Regions from separate parts of the Homo sapiens genome. Here region 2 is linked to region 1. The links are chromatin loops, found by intact Hi-C in ENCODE. Cell type or tissue: ascending aorta. All regions are shown on one strand. Links, peaks and the distances in the headings refer to the core of each region. The heading gives the core; the rest is flanking DNA.

Region 1 (8,334 bases), core at 208-8,207:
ATAGAGGAGGAAGGAGTTAATGGGAGTACTAATAAAACAAGACTGGCCATATGTTGATACTTGTATAAGCTGGATGAAATGAATTCATTTTACCGTCCTCTTTAGTTTTATGAATGTTAAAAATTTTCTATAATAGGCTGGGCACAGGGGCTCACGCCTGTAATCCTAACATTCTGGGAGGCCGAGGCAAGTGAATGCTTGAGCCCTGAAGTTCGAGGCCAGCCTCAGCAACATGGTGAAACCCCGTCTCTACCAAAAATACAAAATTAACCAGTCTTATCAAAATAAATGAATAAATAAAATAGATTTATTTTTTTAAATTTCTATAATAAAAGATTTTTCAATAATAATAAAAAGTGCTTACAACACTGAAATAGCTCTCCACTGCCCTGGGGATAAAGTTCAAATTCCTTAACATGGTTTGCCAAGAAAGCCTTTCATTATCTGTCCTCCTGCTTAGCTCCCCAGTTCATCTCTCACTACTACCTACCTCACAGCCCAACCTCCAGAACTGACAAGCTGCTTACTCTTCTCTCCTCCAAAAAACTTTTATTCCCTTTGTCTCAAGCACTTTTCCCTCTCTGCTCATACGGCTAATCTCTCCTCATCATTCAAGTCAAAACAAACCTGCTTCTCCAAGGAAACCTTTCCTAACCCTTCAAGACTGAGTCAAGTAGCCCACCTATGTATCCCCCTGTGCTTCCTCTATCACAGCTCTTATCTGGTATGTCCCCCAACATATTATAGGTACCATGAGAGGATGAACAATTTCCATCTTATTTGCCACTTTAACCCCACTTCCTAACAAAGTGCCAGGCACACAATAGGTACTCAGTAACCTTTCATAAATTAACAAAAGGCACAAACTCCTCTTTCTAAACTTCCAATTCCTCATAGATCTATAACTCCCCCAATTTCCTTCCTTCCATATCTTCTTTTGTGATCATAAGCCACATAAACAATTGGTTGCTCACATAGTGTTCCTAAATTTATATCCTTAGTTCTCCCTGGCCATTTCATCTAATAAAAATTCAACTAAGGTGAGGCTTGTGTAAATCTATTCAGTTCACAACTATCGCAATGATCCTAACCCAATCCTGAGATTACCTCAAGAACAATTCTCAGTAAAGCCAACTCTAAAGCAAGGTCACTCTAGTTTAGTTCAGGGTTTTCAGAACCACCCTAGAATATATTAACAACCACAGAGACAGACTACAGGCCAAGTGATTTTGGAAACAAGAAATAAAGTTATGCTATTCACTGCCTTGCTTGGAAGGCTACACAACTAATTCAGATATTCTTCCTGGAAGATGTAGCTCCAAGTTATTAGCCACATGCAAATCATTAATATGTACCTTCAAATCCTTCAGAATCCGAATGGACTGAAATAATGTCATGTGTGTAGAATTCATTGCCAATATCCAATGTGTCTCCTACCTTCCCTTTTAAGTAAATATCTATCCTTTTCCCCTCTTCACTAGACCTCCTCTAATTTGAGATTGGGTATCATTTTATTTTCACAAGATGGTACAACAATTGTCTGTTGTTTCTCTGTAAGCAAATACTTCAATATCAAGGAACTAGAAAAGAAAAAAAATCTTCTAAACAGCTGTTAGTGAGAAATATGATACTTCCTTCCTCTGGCAAGGATAATATTTTAGGGAATCTAGTCTCAAAAAGAAGGATAAGCATTGAGGGGGAAAAAAGTATTTTTTTAAACCCTATATTTAGCCAGCAAGAAAAGAGATATTTGTCCAAGTATTCAAAAACTGAAAGGGCAACAAAGCAGAAAAAGGATACATGAAAAGAAGAAAAAGAGGAAAAAGGAAGATTCTTTCTGGGCTAGGCATTCCCAAGAACCTCAGCTGGGGGCCTCTCCAGTATGGTCCTAGATTCAGATCCACACAAATTTGGGATTTGTAAAGTAACTTAACTGCATAGTGTCACTCACTGAAATCACTCTATCTTGAATAGAGTTTACGGGATTTTCTGATTATCACATCTACTTAAACCCAATATTACTTTTCCTTTATCTAAGCCATGGGTTTCATAATTCCAGAGTTTTCAGGACATAATATTCAGTTGCCTCTCTTTCATGCCCACCTAAAGACAATCTTGAACAATGTGTTTAAGACTCATTAAGGTTTAGTCTTTTTCCCTTTAAAAACTATGTAGAGAAAGAAAGCTGATAGTTGAAGGATGATGAAAGTAATACTTTTACTCTTGCAAGCTTGCCTTTAGTAACTCACAACTTACACTTTTCTCCTTCCTGTAGTGAAAGCGAAGTTTAGTAGAAAAAGTCAATAATTTGGCATCCTGATTCCATCACTTAGTGCTATGTGATGTTGAGCAAATTGCTTTAAAAGCCTGGAGCCTCAGATTTCAAAACTGTAACTGGGGATATTAAATGGAGATAATGAATAACCACCTTGCAGAGTTATTAGGAGTGAAATGAATTAAAGGACTCACCAAGCTAGTATATAAGCTCCAGAGAAGAGGAACAGTGAATGTCTTTTTTACTGTCTATTCTTGCTGGCATGAAAACGCACATAGCAGCTCAATAATATTTTTTAAATGAACAAATAAATTCAGTGTCCCCTTTCTCTCATCAACCTTAATCCTTCTTCCATAATCATGTTTTTCTTTCTGTCTTCTATTATTTTCTAAAGCTTTCTGGGCATTCTATTTTGTCCTCTTATGTATTTTCTTCCCTCATATCGGCTATCGTCAACTATACACCATTCAGAGAAAGTACCTTTCTAAGTAAGTTATCTCCCTAATACCACCTACTCTCCATATCGAATGCGATGAGGGTGGAGGGGATAGTCAAAACATAAGATTCAAGGCCGGACGCGGTGGCTCACGTCTGTAATCCCAGTACTTTGGGAGGCCGAGGCGGGTGGATCACCTGAGGTCAGGAGTTCAAGACCAGCCTGGCCAACATGGTGAAACCCCGTCTCTACTAAAAATACAAGAATTAGCAGGGTGTGGTGGCGCATGCCTGTGATCCCAGCTACTAGGGAGGCCAGAGGCAGGAGAATCGCTTGAACCCGAGAGGCAGAAGTTGCAGTGAGCCGAGATGATGCCATTGCACGCCAGCCTGGGCAACAGGGCGAGACTCCGTCTCAAAAAAAAAACCACACACACACACACACACACACACACAACCACGTAAGATTCACAGCAATTCATCTACTTTTCCACGGCCACCAACTCATGTTAACAACAGTGAAGCCCTGAACCCAGAATGTAACTGTAAGGGGACACTGCACTATCACTTGTCTCTCTTCGCTGACAAGAGTCTCGCGTGTAGGAAATCCTTGGCTCTCAAAAGTTAAGGCGTCGTTTGAGCTCGCCTCCCGCTAAATAGAGGGGTGCGTCCCTTGAATGAGACACACAACCTGAACCGACTGGAGGGATTTCGGACCCCCTGGTGTTGCCCGAGGGCTGGTCACTTTTGGACCTGTCCCGGCTCCTCTGGCCACTCCTCCGAGGAAGCAGAGCTCTTCAATCCCTGGAGGGAAGCTAAGGGGTGCGGCCGGCTACAGGGCCTTGGTGGGACAGTGTAAAGTCCATGACAACATATGAAGACAGCATGAACCGCAAGACTGGACCTTTTAAGCCATGACTACGATCACCCTTACCCGCTCACAACCATGCTGGACCCCACTACCGCTTAATAGCGGACCCTAAGAAAGAAACTTGGCTCACCCCCAACCCATAAATCAGACAGCTAGTTTCTATTTATTGGCTGCGCCCCTCTCTCCCTCACCCTCATTGGCTATCCGAGACGTAAAACCCTCCCCAACAAGGGAACCCTCGCGTACGGCGGCACCCCCAGACTAGCAACCTCAACTCAGCCACCTAAAACCCCGGTCCCCCACCTCCACCCAGGAAACGCGGCCCCGAGGCGCCTGGAGCTGTGCCCTCCAAGGACTCACCGTGTAGTAGGAGAGCAGTCCTGCATTGTAGTCCAGCACGAACCAACGGTACTGCCAGCCCTTCATCACGTTAGTCCATTTGCTCAGCGGCCCTTCCATGATGGACGCCATCTTGGGAGCCGCCAATGACAACAAACGGCCTGACGTCACTCGCCTATATGGCATTCAGCATGCGGGGGGCGGGGCCGCAGGGGGCGGGGCGGGTCCTGGGCGGGTCCTGGGCGGTGCCGGCAGATGCTCCAGCGATCAAGTCAAACACGCTTTCTTAGGGCGCCTATTGTGTGTAGGACTCCATGCCACGGATGCGAGAATGCAAACGTGAATACTGCTATTAAGATTATTTATAATCTGTCATGGGATTAGAGTAAAGAAAAAAGATTATGAACATATTAATAAATAATTTTACTGGCCATGATACCTTCCACTTCCAAAAGATTTCATATCTGATATTCATTTATGCATTCATTCCACAAATCCATTCATTTAATAAATATTCGCTGTTTTGTGCTAGGCATTCTTCTAGACATTGGGGATACAACAGAGCCTTCATGACAGGTGAGGGGAATGGTAAAATAAATAGTAAATTATATCGTACATTAAAAAATCATAAATGCTATGGAGAAAAACATAAGCAAGGAAGGAGAGAGCGCTGGGACTGCTATTTTAAATTCCCAAACAGGGAAGGCCTGAGTGAAAAGGTAACTTTTAAGCAAAGACCTGAAGAAAGCGAAGGAGGGAGCCTGGTGGAAGAGCCTTCCAAGACGAAGGAATAGCAAATGCAAAGACCAAATGTTAGGAGTGAGCGTGGCATCTTGAGGGATCAACAAGGAGGTCAGTGTGCGTGGAGCAGTGAGCCAGGGAGAAAGTGGTGGGAGATAAGGTCAAAGAAGTAGGGATAGATCACTAACAGCCTACAGGGGCAATTTAAGCATTTATTGGCTGGGCGCGGTGGCTCGCACCTGTTATCCCAGCACTTTGGGTGGCCGAGGCAGGCAGATCACTTGAGATCAGGCGTTCGAGACCAGCCTGGCCAACATGGTAAAAGCCCATCTCTACTAAACATACAAAAATTATCTGGGCGTGGTGGCGCACCCTGTAGTCCTAGCTGAGGCACAAGAATCACTTGAACCTCGGAGCCGAGATTGCATCACTGCACTCCAGCCTGGGTGACAGAGCCAAATTCTCTCTCACACAAAAAAAAAAAAAAAAAAAAAAAAACCAAAGGATTTATTGACCACCTACTATATCTAGGCACTGTTGGAGGTCCTGGGAATACAGCAGTGAATAAGCTCTCTCAGAGCTTAAATTCTGTGGTGAAAGCAAACACTAAACAAGTAAACAAGAAAAATATCCAATACTGATTAACACTGCAAATAATTTAATAAATTATTTTAATAGGAAGTCAGTGGGTAGCTAATTTATAGGGGGTGGTTATAGGGCAGGCCTCTTAGGAAGTGGCTTTAAACTTAGATATGGAGGATAAGAAAAGGCCAGCCGTGCAAATATCAAGAGAAAGAGCTAAAAAGGAAACTAAAAGATGAGGCACTAGCTGGAAACGGAGGTGTGGTCAAGGGAAGGGCTTTCTTTGTCCTTTTTTAAAATTATTATTTAGATCGAAGACACTAGAGAATATTACTTTGCTGATTTTCAAGAGAGGGAAAAACTGGGGACATCCTAGAGAAAAGAGAGAATAGCAGCAGTGAAGCCCTTCATAAGATTGAGACCTCTTTTTGTGTTGGCAAAACACTGGAATAAAATACAAAAAAAGAAAGAAAGGAAAAGACTGAGACCCCAAGCCCAAGTGCAAAGGTTGACTTTTGATACTAGCAGAGATACTTTATCCAAAGTAACAAGAAAGAAGAGCAGAGAGTATGGGTTCAGATGCCAGTGGATCAGTAGTTAGATGGTATAGAAATGAATGAGTTTCTGTTTTTTTTGTTTGTTTTGTTTTGTTTTGTTTTGTTTTTTTGAGATGGAGTTTCACTCTTATCGCCCAGGCTGGAGAGCAGTGGCACGATCTCGGCTCACTGCAACCTCCACCTCCCAAGTTCAAGAGATTCTCTTGCCGCAGCCTCCCAAGTAGCTGGGATTACAGGCGCTCGCCTGGCTAACTTTTGTATTTTTAGTAGAGACGAGGTTTCACCATGTTGGCCAGGCTGGTCTCAAACTCCTGACCTCAGGTGATCCACCCACTTCGGCCTCCCAAAGTGTTGGGATTACAGGTGTGAGCCATTGCGCTGGGCGGAGTTTCTACTTCTAGTTGAGGAGAGGCTCAAAGCTTAGTACTTAAGAATGTGGATCCTGGTGCCATAGTACCAGGGTTTTAATATCCAGATTCATCACTTAGTAGCTATATGGCCTTAGGCAAGTTTGCTAACTTCTCTGTGCCTCGGTGTCCCCTTCTTTAAAATGTGAGTAACAATAGTAGCTGTCTACAAAGGTTGTTTCAAGGATTAAGTGAGCTCCTATGGGTAAAGAGCTTAGAACAGAGCCTGGTAGATAGTAAGCACTCAATTAATATTAGCTCTTATTCTGCAATTATACAGGCAACAGGAGAAATAAATAAATAAATAAATAAATATTAGTTCTTAGAATTTTCCCAAAGAAATGTGGTGTGGGCCGGGCTTGGTGGCTGACACCTGTAATCCCAATGTTTTGGGAAGTTGAGGTGGGAGAATCGCTTCAGGCCAGGAGTTTGGGACCAGCCTGGGCAACATAGTGGGACCCCATCTCTACAAAAAAAATAAAATTTAAAATTAAAAAAAATTTGTTGGTTATGGTGGCACACATCTGTAGTCCTACCTACTCAGGAAGCTGAGGCAGGAGGATTGCTTGAGCCCAGGAGGTCAAGACTGCAGTGAGCCAAGATCATGTCACTGCACTCCAGCCTGAGTTGGATGCCAGACTGAGACACTGTCTGTAAAAGAAATTTGAAAAAGAAGTAAATAAGAATATATCTCTACAAGAAATTTGAAAAAGAAGTAAATAAGAATATATCTGAAAGGGATAGCAGCCAAAAAAATGAGCATCCTGTTTCTCTTTTCCTTTCTTTTCCTTGGGATCGCCTCTTTTCTATAGATTACAATTTAATAAAGGTTTCTGGGAATAAGGTAGACGTTTGGCATCTTCAAGAAAGCCAGGCCAGGCTCAGTGGCTCATGCCTGTAATCCCAGCACTTTGGGAATCCAAGGTGGGAGGACAGCTCGAGCCCAGGAGTTACAGACCAGCCTGGGCAACAAAGTGAAACTCCTGAGCAACAAAGAACAGCCTGGACAACAAAGTGAGAGCCTGTCTCTACAAAAAATTTAAAAATTAGTGAGGTTGTGGTGGCTCATGCCTGTAGTACTAGCTACTTAGGGGGCTGAGGCAGGGGGATTGCTTGAGCCCAGGAGGTCAAGGATACAGTAAGCAGAGATCGTGCCACTGCACTCCAGCCTAGGCAAGGCAACAGATCAAGACCCTGTCTCAAAAAAAAAAAAAAGAAAAGAAAGAAAAGGCAAGGCTTGGTTTAAGAGACATGGTTCCTATTCAGGAGCTAACCAGGACATGAAACATGCATGCAACTGAGTGTGGTACAAAGCCATTTCTGTTTCTTTTTGGATATTTTTTTTCTTATTAATTCCACCATTTATTATCTACCCTATGCCAGGGACTGTGCCAGGAATGTTATATATCTTATCACTTTTAACCATCACAATAACTCTGTGAGTATTTTAATCTCCACATTTTACAAATAAGGAAACTGAGATTCAAAGAAATGAACAAACTTACCCAGGTACCTGAGAGTATTAATTAGTGAATTAACGAGTATCTGAGTCCATATAAACACATACCTGTCTTTTCATCATGCTACATGGCCTCCTCAAAACACACTATACACTTCCTATAGAAACTTGATGTTCCAGACTAATCAGCAGAATAGCTCATGTTGCGGATGTCTTTTGGGATAAGCAAACTGTGGGGATCTTGAAACATCATGACTCAGATTGAGTTAAAAAATTTACATAGTGTTCATTAGTATCCCTCCATTAGCTTCTTAACAGCAGGAACCAGGCCTTATCTTTGTAGTCCTAGAAACTAGCCCAGTTCTTGGCACACAGAAGGTGCTTAATAATTATTGTTTGATCTGAATTATCTGTTCCATTGAAACTGACCAAAAGGTTTCAAGGATTGTGCTAAACTCCATGAGTTACGTTGTTTCCTTTATTCCCCTCAACAATCCTTCAAGATTTGTACTATCACACCCGTTTTAAATATGAGGACACTAGAACACAGAGTTATTTAGTGGCTTGCCAAAAGTCACACAACTAGTAAACAGCAGAACCAGAATTAGAATCTAGGTCTTTGCATGCCAGATCCATTTCACCCCAGCAGCAAGCTATATCTTCATTGT
Region 2 (8,334 bases), core at 176-8,175, 56 kb after region 1:
TCAGCACCATGGAAAAATAAGGGGCTGGGTTGCTGCCATGCCCAGAAGGCAGGCTTAGGGTAGGAAGACTAAACATGGACCCTCCCCTCCTGGTGAGGACCATGCACCTGATGTAGTCAGGGTTGGCTTGGCTCAAGGACTTGGGGAGAGTAGAGAGGCTGCAGGCCTCTATGCTCCCTGTTGAGTGGAACAAGGGAAGATGGAAACTGATTAAATCAACAGGGCACTGTCACAACTATAGCCCCCAGGATAGGATGCTGTCTGTCTTAGGAATCATAAAACGGCTAGAACAGGCTAGGAACCAGAGAACTTTCCCAATCACAATTGTGTTGAATGACTGTGAATTTGGTGGGCTGGCATAGAAGCCTTCAGTCATTCTGGACAAATGGTCACAACCAAAGCAAACTGCCAGGCAGGCAGAGCAAAGCCTTGGAGGCTCCACAGCATAGAAATATAAAAGTTGGGGTAGGCTGTTTTTGATCTTGTAGATCTCTGTCTTAGGAAATCAGAGGGTCCTGGGGTACAAGGAAGGACTGACACAGGCCTGGGAGCATACTGGGATACAAAGCAGGTCACCAAGAGGCCTTCAAGAAGAGGGACCTAGGCTAAAATACCTATTATAACAATAAGGGCCCATGATTGTGGGGGAGGGTGTGGCCAGAGACAAGGGAAATTCCCATCTTACTTAAGCTTAAAGAACTCAAGGTCAAAATGATAGTGAACCCAGAGGAGGGATTGGAAGTGCTTAAAGCCTCTTTCTTTTCTGCCCTGCATTTGTTTACAGGTCCTGAGCTGGACCTTCATATAGATGATGATGGGAGGGGGCAGAGGGAAGGAGCCAGGTCCAGCCTGACAGCACTCTGGACCCCCGTTTTCTTTTCTTTTCTTTTCCTTTCTTCTCTTTTCTTTCTTGCTTTCTTTTTTTTTTTTTTTTTTGAGATGATCTCGCTCTGTCACCCAGGCTAGAGTGCAATGGCATGATCATGGCTCACTGTGACCTCTGCCTCCTGGGCTCAGATCCTCCCACCAGGTGCATGCCACCACACTTGCCTAATTTTTAAAGTTCTTTGGGGTAGGGATGGGGTCTCACTATATTGCCCAGGCCGGTCTTGAACTCCTGGGCTCAAGCAGTCCTCCCACGTTGGCCTCCAAAGTGCTAGGATTATAGATGTGAGCCACCACGCCCAGCCTGGACCCCAGTTTTTTCTCAGCCTACGCATCTATCCTCATGAAGGAACATTTCATTTTAGTACTGGGAAGACTTTGAATACATCCTGGATCCAGAAGCCAAGAAGCCAGATAACTGGAAGGAGGCTATGGATGGGGAGTGGGAAAGGCCTCTGATGCCAAATCCGAAGTATAAGGTGAGGGGGGTCTCTCTTTCCAATGGGTGTGAGAAATGAGACAAAAGACATGTCAACGCTAATTGATGAAACAGAAATTCTGAGATCCTGTGGTCATCTTCCCTTCCCCTAAACCCCGCAAATAAGACTGTACCCTCATCTGAGCCCTGCTCACAGGGCTATGCCTACGTTGGACGGGGTGGGCTGGTAAAGGCCAACTTTGACAGGTATAGGGCCAGGCAGCCCTGGGCCTGGAGTTTGTCCAGAGTGGTGGAAAGCAGCCAGTCACAGGAATGTGGTCAAAATAGGACATGGGTTTGGGGTCAGGAACTGGAAGTCTTAGAAACAGGCCAGAAGGAGAAAGGGTGTCCATGAATGAGCCAAAAATGCAAGGGGTAGGGACACTTTTTATTTTATTTATTTATTCATTTATTTTGAGACAGAGCGTTGCTCTGTCACCCAGGCTGCAGTGCAGTGACGTGATCTCGGCTTACTGCAACCTCCACCTCCTGGGCTCAAGAGATTCTCATGCCTCAGCCTCCCGAGTAGCTGGGACTACAGGCACGTGCCACCACGCCTGGCTAATTTTTTGTATTTGCAGTAGAGACGCGGTTTCACTCTATTGGCCAGGCTGGTTTTGAATTCCTGACCTCAAGCGATCCGCCTGCCTTTGCCTCCCAAAGTGCTAGGATTACAGGAGTGAACCACTGCACCCAGCCAAGGGACACTTATTTTTAAGAGCTAACTCCTGACCTCATGTTAGAAGCAAGAAGAACGAAAGGAATCAGTGTCAAATTGTCCAGAGGTAAAACTGACTGAAGCAAGCATGATTTTATTTGGCCACAGTTTCCTACACTACACACCAGGAAGAGAACGGCCTCAACTGCCAGGATACTCAGATGATATTCTCTGAGAAGCTACATTTTCTTTATTTCATGAATGAGCTGGTGCAGACATGGGGCCAAGCTCAGAATGGGTCCCTGCCACCTCGCTTGGCTTCCTCTGGGTAGCAAGGGGAATTTGAAAGAATCTTGTGCATTAACTCAAAGAAAGGGAAAGAAGCTCCTGGAATCCTTCTCTGAATCCTTATGTCTAATACACAACTGCCTCATAAATCAATTGGTGTATTAGTCCATTCTTGCATTGCTATAAAGAAATACCTGAGACTGGGTAATTTATAAAGAAAAGAGGCTTAATTGGCTCATGGGTCTGCAGGCTATAGCTATACAGAAAGCATGGCAGCATCAGCTTCTGGGGAGGCCTCAGGTGTCCACTGTGATGGCGGAAAGTGATGGCAGGGTTTCTCACACGGTGGGAGCAGGAGCAAGAGAGAAAGGGGGGAGGTGCTACACAATTTAAAAGTAACCAGATATCATGATAACTCACTCACTATGCAGTACCAAGGGGGGATCGTGCTAAACCATTTATGAGAACTCTGCCCCCATGATCCAATCACCTCCCACCAGGCCTCACCTCCAACACTGGGGATTACAATTTGACATGAGATTTGGGTGGGGACACAGATCCAAACCATATCAATTGGCCTTTCTGATTGCATGAGATCAGAAGAATGACAAAATACTAATGCCTTGTTCACTGGTTCTTTGCTTAGGGAGAATGGAAACCTTGGATCATTGAAAATCCCAATTACCAGGGGGAGTAGATTCATCCCAAAATAGACAACCCTAAATATAAGCCTGACGCCACCATTTGTCACTATTATAACATTAGTGTTCTCAGCCTGGACCTTTGGCAGGTAAAGCCCTCTGAGCTCAGAGCCACTGAGCCACAGTCTCTCAGTTTTCACAAAGTAGAAAGAGCCTCAGGCTGGAAATCACAAGACTTGAATAAGTCTTGGTCTTTATAAGCCTCAGACTGCTGATCTTTTAAATGGGGGCAGTCATAGTCTTCCTAATAATTATAAGTTACTAAAATTTACTGAGTCCCTCTCATGTACCAAATGCTGTATTAAAGACTTTGCATATGCCATTTAATTTTCACTAGCGAGTCTCCTACTTGTTTTTTTTATTTTGGAAAAATTTAATATATTCTCTATTGTTAAGTACACCAGATGCTGGACTTCTGAAACAACAATTGTACTTCAGCATAATTGCATTTTCTACATTTTTTCTGTTCATGTTGCTTGTTCCTCTGATTTACCTAGAATCAGTGAATCTGAAAAACAAAAAGATTCTTTAAGCACCTGGTAAATTTCAGGTCCCACATTAGAAAATGAGCAAGCATCAATAATATTGATGGGGGTGAAAATATGACACTGTGAAAGTCTCCTACTTCTAAATGTGAAAAGGAGACTCAGAAAAGTTAAATAATTTGCCTGAAGACATACATCTGTTAAGGTAAGTAGAAAAGCTAGAATTTAAGTACAGCTCTTTTTGTGTTTGTTTGAGACAGAGTCTCACTTACTCTGTCACCCATGCTGGAGTGCAGTGATGCAATTTCAGCTCACTGCAACCTTTGCCTCCTGGGTTCAAGTGATTCTCCTGGCTCAGCCTCCTGAGTAGCTGGGACTACAGGCATGCACCACTACGCCTGCCTAATTTTTCTATTTTTAGTAGAGACAGGGTTTCACCATGTTGGCTAGGCTGGTCTCCAACTCCTGACCTCAAGTGATCCACCGCCTCGGCCTGGGATTACAATCGTGAGCCACCGTGCCCGGCTGAGTGCAGGTCTTTCTGATGTCAGATTCAAAGTTCCAATACTTTACGCTGCTTCTGCTGGTCCTACGTGATCCTTGGAGGTGCTTCTAGGGATAAAGGGAAATCAGAGATGTGGTAAAACTCTGAAACATTAAAATTCCCGGACAGATGTTAGGGGTGATTGCCCCAGCCATGATGATAAGTCCTGACCCAGCTTCCCTCTCTCTGCCAGTCTTCTTTCCTTTAATTGGAAGGTAAAAAGGAGGGGACCAATACGCCAGCCTTTAAAAAGTTGTTGTCCTCTCCATCTCTTTCTTCTCTGAGACTTATTAAGAAAGATGGGGAGGACTCCTCCCCAAATCAGGAGAAAAGAGAGTGGCTCAAGGCCCCAGAGTAAAGGCCTTGGCCATGATTCCTCCCAGGAGTCTGTTAGAAACTATAATCTACAAAGTCCTGGATGAAGAATTCCCCTGGAGAGGAAGGGAACTCACTTTTGTTAAACACTGGCCTGGGGTGAGTGCTTTACCTACATTACCTCCCCAAATTCTCACAACTCTATAAGGTAAGTACTATTATCCCTTATTATTTCCTCATTTTATGTTTGAGAGAATTGAGACTCAGAAACACCAAGCGACATGTCCAAGAGCACACAGCTAACGCATGGTAGAGACACGATTCAAACATAGGTCTGTCAGCCTCTAAAGCCTTTGCTGTATTGATTACACCCACTGTACAACAGAGCCTCTGGAAGCCACAGCCACCTGTCCTTGGGTATATCCTGCAAAGTCCCATGGCCACGTGTCTCAGTGTCTCTGATCAGTGATTTCTACAGTTCAGAGCCACCGAAGGTTTCTGGGACAGACGCCCTCTATTTGAAGCTTTCTTAGTTTGTTTATTTATTTTCTACTTTATTTATTTATACTTTCTTGCTTCTCTGGCTTAAGAAGACCAACATAGGAGTACAAGGAGGTCATGTATGTAAATAACCAGGAGCATGTGTTGGGGAGTGGGGAAGGGTTCAGAAGAAAAGGAAGGAAGGGAGGAAGGGACACATTGTATCTTTCTTTTCTTTTCTTCCTATCTAATTTGAAGAATGTGGATACACTTTGCATTGTTATTTTTTTTTTACAGTTGTCTCTTTTTAATACATAAGGAGAACTTTCTACATCTTGTAAACATATGTGACCATATTAATATGCCTAATCTGATTATTTCATTAAAATGCTTATCCCCCCACTGAAAACATTAAGGTACACATTTTAAACTGTATCTTTGTTCATATACAAAATTAAAAGTATTTGACACTAATTGCTCTGGGTTCTATCAACCTCTGTAAGCAGGCAAACCTTAGTATTTGAAGAATTTAAACCATGCCAGAGGAGTGCTTCTCAAACTTTAACATGCATATGAATAAAATGGGGGGTCTTATTAAAATACAGATACTGATCCAGTAGGTCTGCAGTGAAGCCCAAGAGACTACATTTCTAAAACTCCAGCATTGTCTCTTAATTTTGTGAGGAGTGTGTGTGTGTGTGTGTGTGTGTGTGTATGTATGTGTGTGTCTGTATTTTAAAGAGACAGAGAGAGAGAGAATTCTGCACAATGCTGACATTACCCTTGCGAGCATGTTTTCTTCTAACTTCTAATCGGGTCTGACACTCACAGGTCCTACTCCACCATCCCCCGCAACCCCCACCCCCACACTCAGCCAGCCCAGAACATCCAGGTTACCATGGGGTCCCTGCCCTTTATTGGAAATCCAAGTGACTCTCAGTATGGAGATGGGTGGGAATTCCCTCACCTTCCCCTGCCCCAATTTCCAGCCTTCAGATGCTCTGGCAGCCCAGATCCCCTCCCCATCCCTCCTTGGTCCCAGCCTAGTAAGATGGTCAACTTTCCTGCCTAATCCCTGACCCCTCCTGTTCCCTGTTCTGACACCTCCAAACACAACCCCTTTACCTTTTTTTCTTTGGTGGAAGTGACTGCATTGTTTTTAGTTGTTGTTGTTTGTTTTGTTTTTTAAATCAGCACAGAGGCTGGGAGGAGATGGTAGAGAACAAAGAAAATTTTCCTCTTACCATTGGGACTCCTTATGATCTTTGAAGGAATGAGTATAGTCTAGCCACAATGAGTATAACCTAGTCATAATGTCATCACCCAATGGGTTCATCTGACCCACTGCCCAGAAAAGCCGGGGCACTGAGAACAGCAAGTTTTCACAACAGAGAGTTTAATAAATGCAGAGCTCACTAAGCGGAAGGATAGGAATTTATTATTACTCATATTAGCCTCTCCGAAAATTTGGAGGCTAGGATTTTTTTAAGGATAGCTTGGCAGGCGGGGTGCTAGGGAATGGGGAATGCCAATTGGTTGGGTGGAGGGTGAAATCAGAGAGTCAAAGCTGTCCTCTTGAGCTGAGTCAGTTCCTGGGTGGGGGTCACAAGACCAGATGAGCCAGTTTATCAATTTGGGTAGTGCCAGCTGCACTCTGCATCAGAATGCAGAGTCGGAAAAATACCTCAAATACCAATCTTAGGTTTTACAATAGTGATGTTATCTATAGGAGAATTGGGGAGGTGGCCTCTGGCTGCATGACTCCTGAGTCATAATTTCTATTTTGTTAGTTTACAAAGGCAGTCTGGTCCCCAAGCAAGGAAGGAGGGGGTTTGTTTTGGGAAGGGGCTGTTATTATCTTTTTTTTTTCTTTTTGAGACGGAGTCTGGCTCTGTCACCCAGGCTGGAGTGCAGTGGCACAATCTTGGCTCACTGCAAGCTCCGCCTCCCGGGTTCACACCATTCTCCTGCCTCAGCCTCCCAAGTAGTTGGGACTACAGGCGCCCGCCACTACGCCTGGCTAATTTTTTGTATTTTTAGTAGAGAGGGGGTTTCACCGTGTTAGCCAGGATGGTCTTGATCTCCTGACCTCGTGATCTGCCCGCCTTGGCCTCCCAAAGTGCTAGGATTACAGGCATGATTTTTTTTTAAATTAGATTATAAACTAAATTTCTCCTATAGTTAGTTTGGCCTATGGCCAGGAATGAACAAGGGCAGCTTGGAGGTTAGAAGCAAGATAGAGTTGGTTAGGTCAGATTTCTTTCACTGTCACAATTTTCCTATGTCAGATTTTTCTCACTGTCATAATTTTTGCAAAGGTGGTTTCAATAATACAAAGCACATTGATATCCCTTACATCATATGGTCTGTGCCATATCCCTGTGAGGCCAAGAGGGTAGGACTTACCGTTGCCATTTTACTGATGAGAACACTGAGGACTCAGCGAGGAGACTTGATTTGTCAGGGCCCATCTCTAACAAGTGCCCAAACCTATACTCTTTACATGTTATTACTCAAGTGGGATAGCACAGGTAACTTTCAATGAATTCCTTAGGGCCTTAGGCTTTAGTCGAACACAGTTCACAGTTCTTTTACAGAGAAGATACAAGTAGACCATGATTACCAGTTAGGATGCAGAACTGGCACTCTCATAGCCCATGAGTTTAATGTAAGGGCAATGGGGGCAAAGGGGCACTAAAAAGACCAGAGAGATTAGGAGTAGTTCTCATGAAAGTAGGGAAAATGGAAAAGCCAACAAATAGGCAGTTCTCCTAACAAGACTGCTGACAACTCAAAAAAATCCCAAAGGTAAGAAAATATCTTAAAGATGCAGAAGGAATTTTAAAAACCAATTGTTAAAAATTGGCTCCTAGCAAAATAGTTATCTCTATTCAAAGTGGCTATTTTATCACTTGTCTTTCTCTTGGAGGCAAGGTTGGTTGGGTAATGTAAGCCAAATAAAAGCCTTTCTTATTAAAAACAAGAAAACTTTTTTGGCCATGAAACAGTAAGGCAGGGTTTTTTGTTTTTGTTTTCAATTTTTAGTTTTTGTGGGTACACAGTAGGTATATATACTTATGGGGTACATGAGATATTTTGATACAGGCATGCAACTTGTAATAATCACATCAGGGTAAATGGGGTATCCATCACCTCAAGCATTTACCCTGTCTTTGTGTTACAAACAGTCCCATTACATCTTTTAGTTGTTTTTAAATGTATAATAAATTACTGTTGTCTATAGCCATCTTTTGTGCTATCAAATACTAGATCTTATTCATTCTACTTAGTTTGAGATATATATATACATATATATGTATATATATACACATATATATGTGTATATATATACTTTTTTTTTGTTTCTTTGAGACAGAGTCTCACTCTGTCATCCAGGCTGGAGTGCAGTGGTAAGATCTCTGCTCACTGCAACCTCCGCCTCCCAGGTTCAAGCATTTCTCCTGCCTCAGCCTCCCAAGTAGCTGGGATTACAGGCATCC

The links. Hi-C counts contacts between places; a loop is a spot of excess contacts. Peaks named below come from ENCODE experiments on the same cell type or tissue, not always from the same donor. Only the 100,000 strongest peaks of a DNase experiment are listed, where the experiment ranks them.
Region 2: it touches region 1 in a loop (2.3-fold over the local background); 16 of 110 quality-filtered maps call a loop at or near these places.

The regions. Positions count from the first base shown.
Region 1 is chr1:51,612,829-51,621,162 of GRCh38, reverse strand. OSBPL9 (oxysterol binding protein like 9) reads right to left here and starts at 4,071. Exons shown (of 24, transcript NM_024586.6): 1 at 3,942-4,071. The coding sequence starts at 4,052. It overlaps LOC105378719 (a long non-coding RNA gene), which reads left to right. Exons shown (of 3, transcript XR_947339.4): 2 at 4,453-4,496. RefSeq lists enhancers at 2,558-3,465, 3,466-4,374. In ascending aorta, for the core only: no CTCF peak of the experiment used is centred there; DNase peaks (open chromatin) are centred at 3,522, 3,812, 4,082 and 6,179; H3K4me3 peaks cover 4,586 bases; H3K27ac peaks cover 4,324 bases.
Region 2 is chr1:51,556,655-51,564,988 of GRCh38, reverse strand. It overlaps EPS15-AS1 (EPS15 antisense RNA 1), which reads right to left. Exons shown (of 5, transcript NR_183651.1): 2 at 3,966-4,107. It also overlaps a transcript of OSBPL9 not described here and the pseudogene CALR4P. Among named protein-coding and RNA genes, the nearest start is that of EPS15, 42 kb to the right of the region's middle. In ascending aorta, for the core only: no CTCF peak of the experiment used is centred there; a DNase peak (open chromatin) is centred at 3,874; H3K27ac peaks cover 4,159 bases.